Regions from separate parts of the Homo sapiens genome. Here region 2 is linked to region 1. Evidence: chromatin contacts called from ENCODE Hi-C or POLR2A ChIA-PET data. All regions are on one chromosome and are shown on one strand. Each heading gives the region's core, a stretch centred on a gene start or an enhancer-like site at or near the end of the contact. The rest is flanking DNA. Distances are from core to core; before and after follow the strand shown.

Region 1 (6,221 bases), core at 955-3,454:
GGTGGGCGCCTGTAGTCCCAGCTACTTGGGAGGCTGAGGCAGGAGAATGGCGTGAACCCGGGAGGCAGGCGGAAGTTGCAGTGAGCCGAGATCGCACCACTGCACTCCAGCCTGGGCGACAGAGCGAGACTCCATCTCAAAACAAAACAAAAAAATGAGGGATGGACTCTCAGGAAAACAAAGGAGTTTCCTTTTAATCTGCACTTTAAACCTGCTTGCCCTATACAAAATAAAAATAATGCACAGACCTTGAGGATGGAGAAGGGGTAGAGGAAATTATAAGACTAGCAGCCAAGAACACAAAAGCACATGTGTTGAGTGTGTAAACTGGTCACATATATAATCTCTTTTCATTAAACAAAGCTAATCATCAACCAAAACAGAAATTACCAGCGGCGGCAAGAAAGAGTGTGTTTTCTCACTGGGGATTCCTCTCCATGTGCTAAATATCCTTGGGAAGTTATTCACATAGCTAAACAAACACTTCTGAAGCTGCAGGAGACAAACAATAAGCAAAGAAAGATCTTTACTGAATTTTAATTACTGTAAGTGGATTACTACACTCTTTACTTAAGCCTGAGTCAAACAAAACAAAACAAAACAAAACAAAACAAAACAAAACAAAACAAAACATCATTCCACAGTCATCAAGAGGGAAATGTGAAGGAAGCTGATACTACCCAACATGTCCTCTCCACCCAACTCTGTAATTTTCTAAATAATTAGGTGTGAACACTAATTGCTTTATTGGATAATTCAAGACAACTAAACACTAAAGAGACTGCCTCTCTTGCAAAATTTTTTCTAAGTGAAATAACATGGAAAGTTCTATTTTAAATTATTACTCCTACTCACTTACCAAGCCAGAGTATTTGGACAGAAGTTAATATTTAGACTTCAGATTCTGAGGAATATTGTTAAACAGGCAAAAGTCATCAGTGGCTAAATACGGGAAGCTTTCAATACAGTACTGCTTAAATGATTTAGGGTACACTCAATTAAAAAATCTTTTCTGGTATGTTAAAGGAGTAACAATATTAAATAACCATCCAAGTTGCACAACATGGTATATGATAAATGTAAAATGGATATACTTGTTTAAACATGCAAAGAAATTATTGAGCATGTGATAAAATAAGATACCAAAACCCATTAAGAGTGGCTCCTTCTAGAGAAGGAAATGGAAATTGCTTTCATTGTAATTCCTTGTTTTTTTTTTTTAACATGAGCTTGGATTACATTTTTTCTCCTTAATTATCAACCTGTCGCTGAAAGTTTAGAGTGGTTTAGCTATTATTTGTTTGTAAAACTAGTCTTTTTAAAAATTAAATTAACTTTCAACCAAGAAGGTGAAAAGCTTGTACACTGAAAACTAAAAAACATTTCTGAAAGTAATTAAAGAAGATACAAATAACATCCCATATTCATAGACTGGAAGACAATATTGTTACGATGACAACACTATCTAAAGCAATCTACAGATTGAAAGCAATCCCTATCAAAATCCCAACGGCATCTTTGGCAGAAACAGAAAAATCCATCCAGGAAGGCATATGGAATCTCAAGGATTTTGAATAGCCAAAACAATCTTGAAAAAGAAGAACAAAGCTGGAGGTCTTGTACTTTCTGATTTCAAAACAGTACAAAAGTACAGTAATCAAAACAGCATGGTACTAGCATAAAGACAGACATAGAGACCAATGGAATAGAACAGAGAGCCCAGAAACAAACTCTCAAATATATGATTAAATGATCTTTGACAAGGGAGACTAGACCATTTAATGGCGAAAGGGGTCTCTTCGACAAATGGTGCTGGGAAACCTGAATATCTGCATGCAAAAGAATGAGGCTGGACCCTTATCTTACATCATACATAAAAATTAACTTAAAATGGATTAAAGACTTAAACATAAGACCCCAAACTATAAAACTTATGAAAGAAAATATACATAAAAATTTTATGACATTGGATTTGAAAATTATTTCTGCTAAGGAATTAATATCCAGAACCCCTACAATCCAACAACAAAAAACCAAATAACTCCATTAAAAAATGAGCAAAGGACTTGACTAGACATTTCTCCAAAGATGACATACAAATGACCAACATGCGTATAAAAAGACACTCAGCATTACTAATCATTAGAGCAACGCAAGTCAAAACCACAATAATATATCTTCTCACATCCATTAAGATGACTACTATCAAAACAAAAAACCAGAAAATAACAAGCGTTGGCAAGGATGTGGAGAAACTGGAACCCTGTACAGTTGCTGGGATTATGAAGTGGAACAACCATTATGGAAAACAGTATGGTGGTTTCTCAAAAAATTAATAATATAATTCTGCATGCTCCAGCAACCATACTTCTGGGAATATATCCAAAAGAATTAAAAGCAGGGTTTTGAACAGATATTTGCATGCCCATGTTTATCACAGCATTATTCACAATAGCAGAGAGGTGGAAGGAACCCAAATGTCATCAATAGATAAATAAATAAAATGTGGTATATACATACAATGGGATATTATTCAGCCTTAAAAAGGAAGGAAAACTTGTCACATGCTACATGGGTAAATGTTGAAGACATTATGCTGAGTGAAATAAGCCAGACACAAAAAGACAAATACCGTATGATTCCATTTATATGAGGTATCTAAAGTACTCAAATACACAGAAACAAAGTAGAGTGGTGGTTACCAGGGGACAGGGGAGCAGGAAATGGGGAATTTTTGTTTAGTGGGTATGGAGTTTCAGTTTTGCAAGATGAAAAATTCTCAAGGTATGTTTCACAACAATGTGAATATGCTTTGAACTGTACACAGAAAAATGGCTAAATGGTAAATTTGAAAAATAATTTAAATAACTTTAATTTATCAACCCTCTTCAACATGCTAGGCACTTTCAATGCACTTTAAGTCCATTAATTATCTCAATTAATCAGAGATAAGCAATGAGTTCTTCAGCGTCTCATTTTGTCTTTCTAGAAACACAGGCCACTGTCAATGAATAGCTATGCTCTGAAAGTAATTAAAGAATGGTTTATAGAATGCTTTCATTTCTGCAATTTTCCACTTTACTACACTCAACTCTACAATTGTTAGTCCTCAAAATGAAAACAATCTGTTCAACTGTACAACACTAATATGAGCAATGACTTTCTTCTTTTAAATTTGTCATCAATTTACAATGGGGCGATGGGGGAAAAGCTACCAAACCATTCACTAGAGACAATTCTGTACATTAATGTCACCCCAATTCATTGCTTAGTGACAGAATGCCAGGTGCTCACTTTCACCTAAATGGTATAATTTAGAATTTTCTTAAATCCATTGTATTTTTTTTGCTACAGAAGTAGATATTACTATCCTTATCTTTAGAACATCTACTTGCTGGGTGGTGGCCCTAGGAATATTATATAAAAGACTAAAAGTGTCTAATTAGGTAATATTTTGTTGGATATTTATTAGAAAGTTTGACTCCACAGGAATAAATTCACTTGGTAATCTCAAGGTCCTGCTACTTAAAGGAAGATTCTAAAGCTACTGAAATAGCAATACATTGTATCCTGTCACATTCATGGCTTCTGACCCAAACTTAAACAAGCAAGCAATACAGTATTGAAAGTATAAATTACAAAAGGGCACCAAATGGAAACACAGCAGCTGATCACAAATGATAAAGGCAAAGGACATGAAAGTTAATGCCAAAATAAGAGGTGGTATGACATCAAAAGAGACCCCAAAATAACAAAGGGAGGAAAATTAGTCTTTGCATTTGAAGGATGCATTTGATCCACGTGAAGACACAGTAGAAAAAATGCTTAACTCCTATACATTCATTTCATGATTTCTACATACATCACCTTTCCCCTGGCCCCCCCGTCCTTTTCCCTTCCCTGAGATCATCAGTTATCTTACAGGTGCCACTTTCCATTCCACAAAAATTATCAACCAGGACAGCCAGTCTTCACTGGTTCTCCTCCTACTCATCACCAGCAAGCAGAGCTGTGACAAATGTTCTTGCTAACCTGGCTACTAGCCTTTATGGATACTCCTCTTAAAAACACTGCCCCACCTCACTGGGTAGTGTCACGTAAAAGCCAGTCCCTTTGTGGAAAAACATGCTGTTAACAACTGCACTTGCTCATACTGGAAAAGCAACCAGGACAGTGATGCCAGATACTTCACCAACCTAAATACACACACACACCACACGTACACATTCACACAGCTGTCAAACTGGTTTTTCCTCAAAAAGGTACAATTGACAGGCAGTTAAGAATCTCTCCCTGCCCCCAACACACACTCCCAGATTCACAATTCTGCATGTGTGTACTAATTTGTATATTTCCATTCATTCATTCAAGAAGGCAGTGGTGTCCACTCCCCTGTTCATTCTTGGTATATAAGGATGAACAAAAGAGATGTGTGCTTTGCCCTCACAGAGCTTATAATCAGTTCACATCCACATACACCCCCGGCTTCTCAAGCCATCTCAGCATTCCAGGAGCTATGTGAGAAAAGAAACAGCATGGGAGTGAGTGTATGTTGTAGAGGGGGTGGTCTGTTTTTCCATCTCATCTTCAACAAGCAAGAGTGAATATTCTGCTTGCTTCAAATAGTGTACTAGTCTGTTTTCTGGCTGCTGATAAAGACATAACCAAGACTGGGCAATTTATTAAAAAAAAAAAAATAGGTTTAGTGGACTCACAGTGCCACATAGCTGGGGAGGCCTCACAATCATGGCAGAAGATGAAAGGCATGTCTTACATGGTGGCGGGCAAGAGAGAATTAGAGAGCCAAGTGAAAGCGGAAATCACCCCCATGATTCAATTATCTCCCACTGGGACCCTCCCCCAACACATGGGAACTATGGGAGCTACAATTCAAGATGACATTTGAGTGGGGACACAGCCAAACCATATCAAATAGCAATTTAGTCTACCAGTAACTTCCATGTTCCCTTAAATAGGGAGCATCAAATAGAAAGAAGTAAAAGGAAGCAGAGGGTGATATCTGTGCTCTTGAGAAACAGGGACATACAGGTATCCCTGGGATGCTAATGTTTGGAACTTCAAACAAGATGCCAGATTTCCACTTCCATTCCATGAAGGACTAACTACTATAGGAATTGTTCTCCCACTACAAATAATTAATAAACAGGCAAAATATATGAAACAGCTGTATTCAGTCACTGGACAAAGGTACTACAGACCAGTGATTGCTGAGAGAAAGGAAACATCCAGTAAGGCAAACCCTAGGATTGCCCTTACTCCAGGCTGTTGTGCAGAAAGAGGAAATCCAAACCAAGTTCAAGGGTCTTGTTGAATTGAGGGATCAGAGATAAAAGTTCAGAGAATCAGAGGCAGCCATAGCTCTTGATATCTGTAAAGGAGTCACCTCAAATTATAGGCTGAGTACTGATCTGCACATGGATGTGGGGCTCACTCAGGGCTGGAAATGACTGGCATTTCCACCAGCCTGAGTAGAAGAACCTTGTAATACATAAACATCAGGAAGAGTATTCAAAAGGGTCCTAGACTCAGGCTGCTCTAGAAAAAGCTTAAAGGCAGTCTAAAAAGGATCTGTGCACCAGAACAAAGTCCAACACTCTTTAAAGAAAGTTCTTCAGGCAGAAAGAAATTGAGACCAAACAGAAATCTGGACCTACACAAAGCAGTGAAGAAAGCTGGAATGGCTGATCTGTCGGTAAATACAAAACCAGATACTGCCTGGACTCTGAATTTCCCTAGCCACTTACCTTTTGGATGTGCTTTTATAGGAATCCACCGATGACACTAACAAGGTCACAGCCCAGGATCAAAGTAGTTCCCAGCCCTACCACTAACTATCCCCCTAACTTTGGTGAGTCTCCTTAAAATCTCTGAGCTGCGGTGTCCTCAGAAAAATACCATCCCTTATTGTCATCACATTATATAATGAATATGAAAGTGCTTTGAACTTCAAGGATTCGTTCTTTCATCAAATATTTACTGAGTACCTTCTACATATATTTCTAGGCTCTATATTCTGGCAGCCCAATTTTCTCATCTGTAAAATGAAAATAATAATAGTACCCAGCGGCTGGGCACGGTGGCTCACACCTGTAATCCCAGCACTTTGGGAGGCCGAGGCAGATCACGAGGTCAAGAGATCGAGACCATCCTGGCTAACACGGTGAAACCCTGTTTCTACTAAAAATACAAAAAATTAGCCA
Region 2 (5,819 bases), core at 794-3,293, 96 kb after region 1:
ATTGAGAACTTTCAGACTATGATTCTTTTGAATTAGAGTGATGATGAATGTTCAGGGTTGAGGGAAGCAGTCAGGGCTCTGGATAGTCTATCACTGCTATCAATTTTATGTTTTTATACATGTATAATATATATAATGTTATATATCATAATATTTTATATATATATACTTAATCATTATATGATTCTCCTGTTGATACCTTATCCAGTTTTAAATTTTTCTGGGCATTCTTTTTTTTTTTTTTTTTTTTTTGAGATGGAGGCTCACTCTGTCGCCCAGGCTGGAGTGCAGTGGCACGATCTCGGCTCACTGCAAGCTCTGCCTCCCAGGTTCACACGATTCTCCTGCCTCAGCCTCCCGAGTAGCTGGGACTAGAAGCACCTGCCACCACGCCTGGCTAATTTTTTTGTATTTTTAGTAGAGACGGGGTTTCACTGTGTTAGCAAGGATAGTCTCGATCTCCTGACCTCATGATCCGCCCGCTTCGGCCTCCCAAACTCCTGGGATTACAGGCGTGAGCCACCTCATTTCTGGGCATTCTTAGAGCCCATCAATAAATAACTTTATTCTCACTGAATTTTCATCAGTTGTGTGTAATTACCTGCCCTCATCAGGTCAAGTGAAATTCCAATACTTGAGTCTTTTCTTCATAAGAATAATTTATTTCAAGACTATTCTTCCTCCTCTGGTTGTGAGATCCACGTTGGTGATTTGGAATGGTTAAACTTAACCAGGACAGCATGGGAAAGACTAGAAAGGGAGATGGGCCTGGGATGAGCCCTACTTACAGACACAGTGCCAACCCTGGGAGGCAGACCCTGCAGCAATGCTGGGAGGAAGCCAGGTAAGCAGAATGAATAACCTGGAGTGTTCACAAAAACCACTAGCACAGCATGTTACAAACATGAATTCCCAGACCCCACAGCTAGAGAGAGATTCTGATTCAGTGGGGTTATGTGGATCAAAATAAACCACATTTTAAACAATACTCCAGGGTGATTCTGCTGCAGGTGGTCTCTGGATTACACTTTGAGAAATACTGATCTAGTGGGTTACAAAATAGATGACAGCTGATAGGAAAGTCAATTGGCAACAGGAATGTCACATCCTGGGAATGGGGCATTGTGGGGGCTGGACAGAGCCTTGGCTGAGGAATTCAGATACAAACAATATTTTGAGAGCTGAACTGGCAAGCAGTGGCAGTAGGAAAGTCCCAAGGATCCCATCTCTAGCCTTTGGAAGAAGGGCTGTGAAGAACCAGCCAGTGCCATATCACGGAGGACAAGGGCTCAGGCCCAGGGGACAAGGCATCCATCTGACCCAGAGCATCAGGGGAAAGATGGGGCTTGGACTAAAAAAGAACTCCTGTTATGGGTTGAATTTTGTCCCCCCAAAAGATATGTTGGAGTCCTAATCCCCAGGACCTCAGAAGTCAAGCATAAGATTACAGGGGTAATCAAGCTAAACTGAGGTCATTGGGGTGAGCCCAAATTCAATATAACTGGTGTCCTTATAAAAAGGAGAAATTTGGATATAGAGACAGACACCTGGAGGGAATGTGGATGTGAAGACACATAGGGAGGAGACAGCCATGTGAGTGGAATGGTGCGCCTGCAAACCCAGGAGAAACAAGGATGGCTGGCAAACACTGGAAGCTAGAAGAGGCAAGGAAAGTTTCACCCCAGAGTTGTCAGAGGAAGCATAGCCCTGCCGACATCTTAGTTTCAAGCTCCCAGCTTCCAGAACTGTGAGATTGTACATTTCTGTTGTTTTAAGCCACCCAATTTATGGCACTTTGTTACTGCAGCCCTTGCAAACTAATACAACCCCTGTACTTCTTCCCTTCCCCATCGCCACTACCCTGGCTCCAGCCACATTACTCTCTGTGGCAGCTTCCTGATGAATTCCTCCTCAAAAGCTTTGCCTACCTCCTCTCCATTCTCACTTCTGTGGCCGGAGTGGTCTTTTTAAACACAAACTGATCAGTTTATTTGCTTGCTTCAAACTTGGTTTCACTTCCCATTTGTCTAGTTAAGGATAGAGTCCAAACTGCATAGCATGGCTTATGGCCCTCTTTGGACTGGCCCTGCCCACTTCCCCATCCTTGTCTTTTGAGATTTACTCTGTTTCTCTTACCCTTCACTCCTCATATTTACCCTCCAAAACTAACAGTTTTTAGAATATGTCATATTTTCTTTCCTTCTGACCTTGGTAGATACTGAATCCTCTGCTTAGGAGTCTTCTCCTCTGCCTCTTTTGCTACCTAAGTCATACCGCGCTTTAGGTCTTGTATCTATCAGTGCTCTCCAGATAAACAATAGGTTAGATGGATGGAGAGATGGAGAGATTACATAGATCGGTAAGAGGAGATTTATTATGGGAATTGGTTCATGCGATTATGGAGGCTGAGACGTGCCACCATCTTCCATCTCCAAGCTGGAGAACCACGAAAGCTGATGGAGTAATTTGGCCCAAGTTCAAAGGCCTGAGAAACACAGAAGCTGATGGTATAAGTCCAAATCCAAGGCCAAAGGCTTGAGAACTGAGGGGGCTGCTGCTGCAAGTTCTGGAATCCAAAGGCCTGAGAACCAGGAGAACTAATGTCCAAGGGCAGGAGAAGATGGATTCCTCAGCTCAAGAAAGAGAGAGAGAATTCACTCTTCCACTTCCTTCTTGTTCTCTTCAGGCCTTCAGTGGATTAGATGATATCCACCCACATGGATGAGGGCAGATCTTCTCTACTCACTCTACTGATTCAAATTCTAATCTCTTCCAGAAACACCCTGACAGGTGCACCTAGAAATAATGTTTTCAGCTATCTGGGCATTGCTTAACCTAATCGAGTTGCACAAAATTAACCACCATGGGCCTCATTTTGGATGTCATTTCTGTGACACTTGGATTTGATGTCCTTCTTGAGTATTCACAGCACCATGTAATGCCATAGTCAGAGCTTGTGCAGTACTGGGTTGTCACTGACTGCTTACTTGTTGGTGCTTGACCCACTAAATCTAAGTTCCATGAGTACAAAAATCAGACCAGTGGTAGTTCCGATACCTCTACAGGAGAGAATTTGAGTAACAATCTAGTGAAAAGAAGGGCTAGGAGTGGCCAGGCACGGTAGCTCACACCTGTAATTCCAGCACTTTGGGAGCCCAAGGCAGGTGGATTGCTTGAGCTCAGGAGTTCAAAACCAGACTGGGCAACATGGTGAAACCTCATCTCTACAAAAAAGACAAAAATTAGCCAGGCATGGTGGCTCACATCTGTAGTCCTGGCTACTTGGGGGTTTGAGGCAGGAGGATCGCTTGGGCAGGGGAGGTCAAGGCTGCAGTGAGCTGTGTTTGTGCCACTGCACTCCAGCCTGGGTGACAAAGTGAGACGCTGTCTCAGAAAACAAAAACAGAAACAAAGAAGGACTAGGAGTTTATTTGTGTTGAGGAAGGGGCTAATGGAGATGATGGTATATCTAAGGCCTCCCGAAACTATCCCTTGTATTGCCTCTAGCAGGCATTATATCTATCTTGTTTACTGCTGTGTCTGGCACATAATGGATGCTCAAAAATGTTAAGTACACCAATGACATTGAATACATGGGAAGTTTCATGACCAGTTATGCCCAAGGTCAGAGCCAGATGAACTAATTTCAAATGGAACAGAAACATCTTAAAATTCTTCTTGCCTAAGCTCAGGATTGGTCGTAGGTAAGGTAGGCTACTGGAAGAAGAGAGAGGCAAAGACTAGGAGCCAGGCTAAGCTCCGTCATAAGAAAGGCTGACTAGCTGTTCCTCATCAGTTCCTCTGACCTTGGTCTTTTCTATTGTTCATTGAAAGTGCAGCTTTTATTACCTACTATTTACCAGCTGCTCACTTCTTTTGTAGCGAAATGAAAGAGCACCATTTCTCTAAGATAGATAGTCTATGTAAGAATGATTTTATCTCTCTCTAAAGATGCTTTGCACAGCACTCACACTCTTGCATGCTTATTTAATGGACTTGCCTCAGGCATGGCCATTCCAAATCCCATGAAATGGTATCTTTTTAGGGAATGGTAACAACAGCATTAAAAGGGGACATTAAAATAGAAAGGGATTGGAAGGGAGAATAAACATAACTGAATGATGGCTAGTGAGGGCAAACTTTGGAGGAAGGATTTATATGGATTTTGAAGAGAACTAGACTTACTAAGAGCATAGAATCCTGACAATTACATTGTTAGATAGCCACAGGAATTTATTGAGTATCTTCAAGGAGTAGTATCTCAGAAATTAAGGAGGACATGGAAAAGGAGTGAGAACTTTCCTAAGCACATTGTATACATTAATGGAATATATACAATGGGAAAAATTTATGTGTAGCTAATACTGCATTTCTATGATGTATATTTGGGAGAGAAATAGATCAGAGGAAGAGACTAGCAGCCACGTAACATTGTACTGTTCCCTGCATTTATCTTTTCCTGTGGAAATGTAGGTTGCTCTCTGGGCCAGGAAGGCAAATTGGTTTCATCTTAAATGCCATCTAAGAGAGATAATAGCTCATATCAGCAGTAGTGGTGTGGGGAAGAATTCTGAGAGTACATCTAGGCTCACTGCGAAAAAAGTGTCATGATAAATTAGTGATGTCTGCCAGTTAACGGAGGGAAAGGAGGGAGAACAAAGGCATTATATATTTGCATAAACTTGCCATCCCTGTTCTAGACCATTGGCAGAAATCTGAGTATCCTCAGGGGCTTTCAGTTTCTATTTTCTTCTTTAAGTATAAGCCAGAAGTTTGCTCTTCTAAGACACTCTTTTGATGAGATAAAAGATCTTGTCTTCAAGTTTGAAAAATACGAGATTCAATGAAAAATTCACATATACTTATCCTAATTCCCAATTCAATAAGATTGCTCATTAATAATAAAATAAATTTTTAAAAATGCTTTAAAACACCTATCAAATATTAAAGATGAAAAAAGGGAAAGCAGCATTATTTGAGAAAGTTTAGGGAATTGTATAATCTCATACAATACTGACTAAAGTGTAATTTGGTATAACCTTTCTGGAAAGCCATCAGGTAATATATATTAAGAGCCTAGAATATTCATATCCTTTCATTCAGTGATTTCAGTAACCAAAACTTATCTTAATCATGTAATCAATTAGAAACACAGATTCATATTTAAAGATATTTAATACACGTTGTTTTTTTAATAACAAATAGTTGAGAATAACCTAAATATCTAACAAGATGGGATTGATTAAATAATATTATGTACAATTAGCATATTAATATGGCAGCCACCAAAAAGTCCTCAAAGATTATTTTTTAAAAAAGTTGATATTATCTATTAAGTGAAAAATACAAGCTAGAAAGTACAATGTAGAGTATGATTGTAATTTACTAAACACATCTTTTTCTCTTTAAGAGTGTATGTATTAATAGTGTCACAAGCACATGCAGACACACACACACGCACACACACACACACACCACAGACTGAAGGGACATATCCCAAATATCAACAGGGATGATGGGTGAATTTTTATCTATTTTTATTTTTTGTACTTTCCGATTTTTTCACAATAAAATGTAAAAAAGGGAAAGAAGATAATTACTTGTTAAAAATTTACCAATGTTCCAAGTTACCTTTGGGTGGTCTAGCCTGTCCATTTATCTCCAGCTAGGACGAACAGAATTCTTTATCATAGTTTGCTATCTCAGCATACATTGTACAAAGCATGCTACAAATAATTTTCCCTGTGATTTCTATAGACAAAGGGATTGTAACATTGGAGGGAAAGAGGGGGCATAAATAATTAGGGTAAAGCCAGGCT

What was found. A loop is a pair of places that touch in the nucleus more often than their neighbours do. ChIA-PET counts read pairs that join two places held with the same protein, here RNA polymerase II (POLR2A). Pooled maps may share reads with other maps.
Region 2: a map of K562 shows a loop between it and region 1 (2.0-fold over the local background). The contact joins two enhancer-like sites. A Hi-C loop is called at or near these places in 1 of 168 maps with a recorded cell type or tissue (K562), 1 of 37 single-sample maps with no recorded cell type and 3 of 50 pooled maps. POLR2A ChIA-PET finds 5 or more read pairs at or near these places in 1 of 52 experiments (BJ).

What each region holds. Positions count from the first base shown.
Region 1 is chr14:59,242,719-59,248,939 of GRCh38, reverse strand. The region is part of intron 1 of DAAM1 (dishevelled associated activator of morphogenesis 1); the gene reads right to left. Among named protein-coding and RNA genes, the nearest start is that of DAAM1, 57 kb to the right of the region's middle. Within about 2 kb of position 2,204, at least 2 of the 41 ENCODE cell types and tissues checked have a DNase peak (open chromatin) inside an H3K27ac peak, as active enhancers do.
Region 2 is chr14:59,147,380-59,153,198 of GRCh38, reverse strand. No RefSeq gene overlaps it. Among named protein-coding and RNA genes, the nearest start is that of DAAM1, 38 kb to the left of the region's middle. Within about 2 kb of position 2,043, at least 2 of the 41 ENCODE cell types and tissues checked have a DNase peak (open chromatin) inside an H3K27ac peak, as active enhancers do.